Regions from separate parts of the Homo sapiens genome. Here region 2 is linked to region 1. The links are chromatin contacts, found by Hi-C in ENCODE. All regions are on one chromosome and are shown on one strand. Each heading gives the region's core, a stretch centred on a gene start or an enhancer-like site at or near the end of the contact. The rest is flanking DNA. Distances are from core to core; before and after follow the strand shown. Region 1 holds the start of PAX9 (paired box 9). Region 2 holds the start of MIPOL1 (mirror-image polydactyly 1).

Evidence for each region. Hi-C counts contacts between places; a loop is a spot of excess contacts on that map. Pooled maps may share reads with other maps.
Region 2: a map of PC-3 shows a loop between it and region 1 (8-fold over the local background). The contact joins the promoter of MIPOL1 here to the promoter of PAX9 in region 1. A Hi-C loop is called at or near these places in 3 of 168 maps with a recorded cell type or tissue (PC-3, aorta and endothelial cell of umbilical vein) and 7 of 50 pooled maps.

Annotation. Positions count from the first base shown.
Region 1 is chr14:36,659,929-36,663,350 of GRCh38, reverse strand. PAX9 (paired box 9) reads right to left here and starts at 1,491. Exons shown (of 4, transcript NM_001372076.1): 1 at 1,258-1,491; 2 at 1-454. The coding sequence starts at 1,261. RefSeq lists enhancers at 1, 2-511, 512-1,023, a cis regulatory region at 1,788-2,300 and a promoter at 1,560-2,757.
Region 2 is chr14:37,195,979-37,199,598 of GRCh38, reverse strand. MIPOL1 (mirror-image polydactyly 1) reads right to left here and starts at 1,662. Exons shown (of 13, transcript NM_001388067.1): 1 at 1,495-1,662.

The DNA.
Region 1 (3,422 bases), core at 242-2,741:
GCTGGCTGCGGCGTCGGCTGGTGCTGCTTGTATGAGTCGTAATGACCCTGCTGGGCCAAGTTGCCGATCTTGTTGCGCAGAATGCGGCTGATGGAGCTCACGGAGGGCACATTGTACTTGTCGCACACGCCGTCCGCCAGCAGGCGGTCCCGGATCTCCCAGGCGAAGATGCCGGGGTCTCTCTGCTTGTAGGTCCGGATGTGTTTCACCACGGTGGGGGTAGTGACCCGGGGCTTGCTGCCCCCGATGGCTCCTGGCAAGATCGAGCCCGTCTCGTTGTATCGCGCCAGGATCTTGCTGACGCAGCCGTGCGAGACCCGTAGCTGGCGGCTGATGTCACACGGTCGGATGCCCAGTTGGGCCAGTTCCACGATGCGAAGCCGGATGGCGTTGGGCAGCGGCCTCCCGTTCACGAACACTCCTCCCAGCTGGTTCACCTCCCCGAAGGCTGGCTCTGCAAAATGAACACACAGCGCGCAGGGACGCGCACCCGCTGCTTGGGACAGCTGCCTGCCACTGGGCCTCCCTACGCATCCGGGGACTGGGCGAACGCACCCGTCCCCTACTAACTACTGGGGCTGTCCCCAAACCATATGGTCCCTGAACATAGCCGAACGGCCCCAAACCGTCACTGTCCAATCGGACCCCCTCCCTCATTCCTGCCGTGCCGGAGGCCCCTACGGCCAAGTAAAGTGGTGAGATGCCGGGCCTCTCCGAGCGTTCAAAAGTCTCCCGAAGCAGGGGGAGAAATCGGTCTTGACGCCTGAACGTGCTCCTTCTCGCCTGCTCCTCACTAAAGTCCTTGAGCCGCTCCCTCTCTCCACCCATCCCATCCCCAGCGTTCCTTCTGGAGACCCGGCCAGTTAAACAAAGTCTAGGGGAAGCTAGAGGGTGTTTTATTTGTTGTTGTTTGTTTTCTTTTCTTTTCTTTTCCTGTTTTGTTTGCATGTGTGCGCGCGTGTGAAACAAAACTTGGTTTGCTACTCGGGCTGAGGGGCTCGCTGATGCCACAGCTCCCTTCTCTTAAAATCAGAAAATGGCATCAACAGCCACCCAGTAGCCAGCGTTCACATTGAACTGCTGTGCGCCGCTGACCCTTAGCGTGTTCCTACAACTTGTAGGAACACGAGCAAAGTCAATAGAGAATGTGAGCGCCTAGTGGCGCGCGCCCTCGCGCTCCCTCCCTCCCTCCCTCCCTTGCCCGCTCGCTCCCTCCCTCCCTTCCCGGCTCTGACAGAGTCCCCCGCCGCCACTCACCCATTGCTCCGAGCAGTACACCAACCCGGCCCCAGTTCCGCACTCCCAGACAGAAACTTTCCGCACCGCCTCAGTGGCCCGGCCTGTTGCTATCCCGGCCGACCGCCGGCGCCTCCGCTTCTTCCCAGGAGGAGGAGGCGAGAGGGCAAAAGGAAGAAGTAAAAGGAAGTCTGTGCCCCGATGAAAGAGGCTTGAGTTCTGCATTTCAATCTAAGCAGCAACGTGGGCTGGGCTGAGCAGGGCAGGGCGGCTCCGTCTATCACTCACTGGGGACACGCCCTAAAAGGGGCGGGTCCGAGGGCAAGCTGCATGGTGATTGGTGCGGGTCGGTGAGCGACAGCGCAGTCCAGGAAACTCCTTCCGCTGTCTCTTTCAGGCTAGCTCCCCACCTGGGTGACTAAATACAATGAAAATGGGTGTTTGACATCTTCCCAGAAGCGGCACAAAAAGACAGCAAAATCAGGCTGGTAAAATGCTGAATAAACAAATGAAAGCGTTTGGTCTGAATGTGAATGACTCGAAGGGAGAAGGGGCCCGAGGAGACCTCCTCCGGGGAACGATGGACATCTCAGAATTGAAGTTAAGGCTATAGGTGGGAGGCGGGCGCCACCGTGCACAGGGGTGAGGGAGTTGTCTTAGCAAAATCTGTCATGCGGGCCTCTGGGGACTGTCAGGAGAGGATCTGTGTCACCTGCCGATTCTACCTCACTTCAGTCCATGCCAGGTGGCGAGAGCGCAGGTGTGAGAAGATAGGCCGGCCAAAGAAACCAGGAGGTTGCGGGGAGCCCGAGCCACAGGTGGGGGCCACTGTTAAGGCCAGGGAGGTTCCTCCTACCGCCAGCTTCCTGCGGCGACCCCCCAGTCCAGGTGGACCGGCCAACCACTAGCCACACAGGCTCGAGGCACGGGCCACGCCGTGTGCGGGGAACTGAACCACAGGCGGCTAACGCTAGCGCACAGCCCCAAGTCGACCAATTGCCAGTGCGTGGGGCACTCACTACGGAGCCCAAGGCTCTGCCACATTCAGCCACTGTCCTGGGCCCCTGGCCCTCGGTGGCAGCGTTTGTGAGGGTTCTCCAAACCAGCGAGCCCTCTCGAAAGAGTTTTGTTTAAATATGAAAGAGACTTAGTCCCAAGACAGTGGACACCGACGCTGCACATGGATGTAATTCCCTCGTCTTCCATTAAGCTCCAGAGGCCCTGTCGTTCTGCCTACTTCTGAATTTTCACTTTTATTCACTGTAAGTCTAATCTAAAGTGTACCGTATGCTTTTTTGCAGCCAAAGTTATTAATATTTGCAGTTAGGGTTGTGGAGAATGTGAATCAAAATAATAAACAAGAAGAGAAATATTTTCGTGAATTTGGGAGTTTGTACTGCTTGGGGTCGTGAACTCTGTTACTGCTACTTGACAATCCAGAAGGCTCCTTGTGCACACAGGATTCAGGCTGCTTCCCCAACAGTCCCCAGGGATGTGTGTGGCTGCGGTCTACACCCAGAGAAGCTGACTGGTCCCAGATCTCAGGTCAGTAAGTTGCAAGAACCCAGGAAAAAACTATGATCAGCCATGCTTCTGCAAAGGAACAGATCTCCAGATTCCCACTTCTATGGTTAGGATGCACTCTAAATTCAAAATTACCTAACAGAATGGAGGATGTGAAAGGTAAAGATGAACTAAAACACCACTCTTTAGAATCGGAATCTTGGGGGAAATCCCACAACTAGACATACTTGAACTTGTCCCTTTTTGTTGGTTGGTTTCAAATGTTTAAAATCTTCTTGAAGTTTGACTTGATAGCAATTTCAGCCTGGTCTGACCTCCAATACCTGTTGGGTGACATCGTGTGGCACCGCCTGGCATTTTTACACAAGGAGAGCCTTCGGAAATCTAAAGATTTTAGAAGCAGCAGCTCCTTCTTAAGGCTGGTAGATAAATTAGTTGAGACTTTGCCGCATCGTAGGGGAGCTTATGACTCTGCCTTAGGCTTGCGGGAGGGAATGAACATGCCCGGCAACTTGACCAGGAAGGAATCCTCCTCCCCCCTCACAGACAGGCAGTGAGTATCGACCTCTGCGCCAAATCTGCTCTACTTCCGTGCACCCAGGGAAAATTTGCAGTCTGCAGGGCTGCTAGGCGGGTACAAGGATGTTCGCATACGAACAGGC
Region 2 (3,620 bases), core at 413-2,912, 540 kb before region 1:
AAGCCGAGATCGCGCCACTGCACTCCAGCCTTGGCGGCAGAGCGAGACTCCATCTCAAAAAAAAGAAGAAAAAAAAAAGTATACATAATTTCATCAAAATATTTCTAAAAATCTTTATAGCAGCCCTATTGGTAATAGCCAAAAACTAGAAATACTATACATACAGCATGAGAATAACAAACTGCTACATAACTTGAATAAATCTCACAAATAAAATATTGAGCAAAAATCAGAAACTAAGGACTAAATACCATATTACTCCATTTATATAAAGTAAATAATAGGTGAAATTCATTGATAATGTTGGAAGTCCAGATAATGATTACCTTTGGAACCATGAAGTGGGGCTTCCGGGATGCAATAATGCTCTTTCCTGATCTAGATACTGGATACATGGGTATTTACACTTTGTGAAAATTCACCGAGCTGTACACTTACGATTCATGCACTTTTCTGTATGTCTTTATACTTTAAATATTAACGCAATAAAAATATCTCTATAAACTCTACTCCTTTGAAGGAAAATTGTATACATCTCCCATTCATTTTGCTGATTGCCATCATTACCTCCCATCAATGACATGTCTTGATTCCTATTCCTCACATTAAAAATTAAACTGTTTTAATTAATTTTATTGGCATACGATTGCATAGAATGATTATGTAATTGTCATTTTAGATGAACTCCATACCAGATCACAAGGAAAAACTTTGAAACGCCAATAATTTGTGATAGTATATTCAAGTTATCTGGGGAAGAAAAGAACACCTCCTTGAAATGTAGTTTTGTTTGGCCCTTTGTTTTGGCTTATTTCTATCTACTACCACTGTGATTTAACCTGCATAAAATGCTCAAAGGAGCTTTTCCAAACGCGTGTGTTTGTGGAAAGTTGTTCCTTTCTACCATCCTTGTCTAATAATGCGGCTGTCTTGTTCCCTCCATCCATAGAGCTTAAAATGCTTCCCAAACGTTGCACCAGGTCCAGGGACATTGTGAATCAAAAAAGAAAAAAAAAAATTCTAACAGTATCTTTTTACAGCATGGCTTAGCGCGCTTAAAGAAGCCCCTCATTCTTCGCCCACACTTCCACGTGTGAGAAATGAAATATAAAACGACTCTCTCATGGGCACAGAGTCGATCAGAGGTTGAGCGAGGACTGGAACCTTCTGACTAACCGCGACTTAAGGGGAAAAAAACAAAAAAAATACACCCTTGAATAAATGCTCAGCTGCTCAGGTCCAGTATTAGGAAACTGGAGACAATACCAAAACCATACCCAGAAAGAGCTGTCTGCCACCTGAGGACCCCACGACACTGACCTTCGAGAGAGCCCCATCACTCCCGGCCACGCGGGGTCAGCATTCACTAAGTACAGATTCCGCGGGGCCCCTTCTCCTTCTCCAAGGAAAAGTCTGCGGCCGAAAACTCCAGGGCTGATCTGTGCCCACCACTATCATTCTCCGTCGCCCAAACCTCCCTGCCCAACCGTTTACCTGAGATGCGCCTGGCATAGACCGGGGAGTCGACACTGCGCGCTTGCCGAGTTTCTCAGGCCGAGTGCGCAGCCACCGCGTCAGCCAATCGCCACTGGCTCAGAGCCTCCTGGCTCGAGACTCACCCACAGACGATCCGGCGGAGGAGCGGGGCGGCGCGTGGGGCCTACGGGGCGGCGGCGCGCCGCAGGGGAGAGCGCAAGCGGCGAGCACCGGGCATGCGCGTGCCGCGCTGCCGGGCCGCGAGGCGGGGCCTCCAGGAGAAAGAGAGAGCTTGGGAAGAAGGCCCGGGAGGAGTTTGGAGAGAAAGTAGTCGAACTTAGTCTGCTGCGGTGGTTGCCCTAACGGGATGCTTATGGTTGTCGAATCCAAGACGACGAGCGCAGAACGCTCTTTCTCTTCTGAAAGAGCAAAACGTTGTCTGGACAAAACCTAATAGGATTAGAAGAGGGAGAACGCGGAACTAAAAACGGTGTCTTGTGGCCTCATACTTGGCCTCGTCGAGTTTTCCCAAGACCTGTCGAAATTGTGCTTTCCTTCTTTGTGTGTGGTTTGGGATGAGAGGTGGGAGGGACGTGTTTCGAAGCGGCGGTCAAGTGAAAATGGCACCAGATCGGGCTCCGGTTGAGTGAGCAAAAGTACTATCTAGATCCTGGCCAAAGAACGTTTCACACTAAAACCTTGGAGCTGGTGACTTTTTTTTTTTTTTTTTTTTTTGACTGAAGTGCTGGATGAGATTACGATATGTGAATCCTCTAAGAAAAAATGTTAAACCTTACAGAATTTAAAAATGTCCAAAGTTTTCAATTGGCCTACCTCCGTGAACTAAGAATGGTATAATTAACTGCTAGTAATTTAAATTTGGGTTTTTTGTTCCATAGTTCAGAATTGGTTTTATAAATGTCACTTTAACTCCTGTTACTCATGATTCCTTCAGACACCAAATACTTAGTGACCACATACCATGTGCCAGGTACTCTTCTGGGTGCTGAGTAATAAGCAATAATATTTTTTAATACACCCCAGAGAATAGGCATAATATGAGGTGCTGACGGGTTCCTAAATTTGTGGTTAAAGTTAATGAAAGGAACTTATCCTTTAGTAAGTGTACAAAAGAGAGTTTAAAAAACTGAAAAAGGCCGGGCGCGGTGGCTTACGCCTGTAGTCCCAACACTTTGGAAGGCTGAGGCAGTGGGATCGCTTGAGCCCAGGAGTTCGAGACCAGCCTGGACAACATGGCGAGACCTTGACTTTATTAAAAATCAAAAAAATTAGCTGGGCATGATGGTGCATACCCGTAGTCCCAGCTACTAGGGAGGATGAGGTGGGAGAATCGCTTGAGCCCCAGAGGTGGAGACTGAAATAAGCTACGATGGCTGGCGCCACTGCACCCCAGCCTGGGGGACAGAGCATGACGCTGTGAAAACTAACAAAATGGAAAAGTTGGACGTAGATTAACTTGGAACAACAGAGGTTATAATATTCACCAAATTTTCGTTATGTATGCTGTAATGAACAGTGTTCTCAAGAAGTTTGTTACAGATTCAGCTTTGAAATGCTTTTTTCTTTTTTGCTTTACTTCAGTCAGGATTTGAATCATATTTATGAACATAAAGTACCATAAAAATCTATGAGACAAAAACAAAGAGTGTACAGTTTATCAGAGCAAATACTCCAATCAGGAAGTATATAGCTTGTGCAAAGGCTTAGGGCCAAATCAAATTATGTGTAAAACAAAGGAAAAAGTTGATTTTCCTGGCTAGGAAATAATAAATAAAACAGGATAGTGACTACCACAATGAGAACATTCAAACCATGTAATGAATTAGTAGAATAAATTTAGAGAAAAATTATAATATTTTTCATTGAGTAAAGTTCATTTCCTCCTTTTTTTAAAGCCCATTATCTGGGTGCTTACAGTCTCTGGCATAAAGAGAAACCTCATATTTTCTTTCCTTTTAGTAAGCTGATTTTCTCTCTCTCTCTCTCTGTTTTATGCAGTGAGTTCAAACATTAGGACTAATTCTCCCTATTCTTTTTCCTTTTTCCCTAACATACCTGAAGTAACTCATTAATGTTCTTTCCCTAAACTTTTGATACCACAACAGGTAAGTTTTCCCCTACTC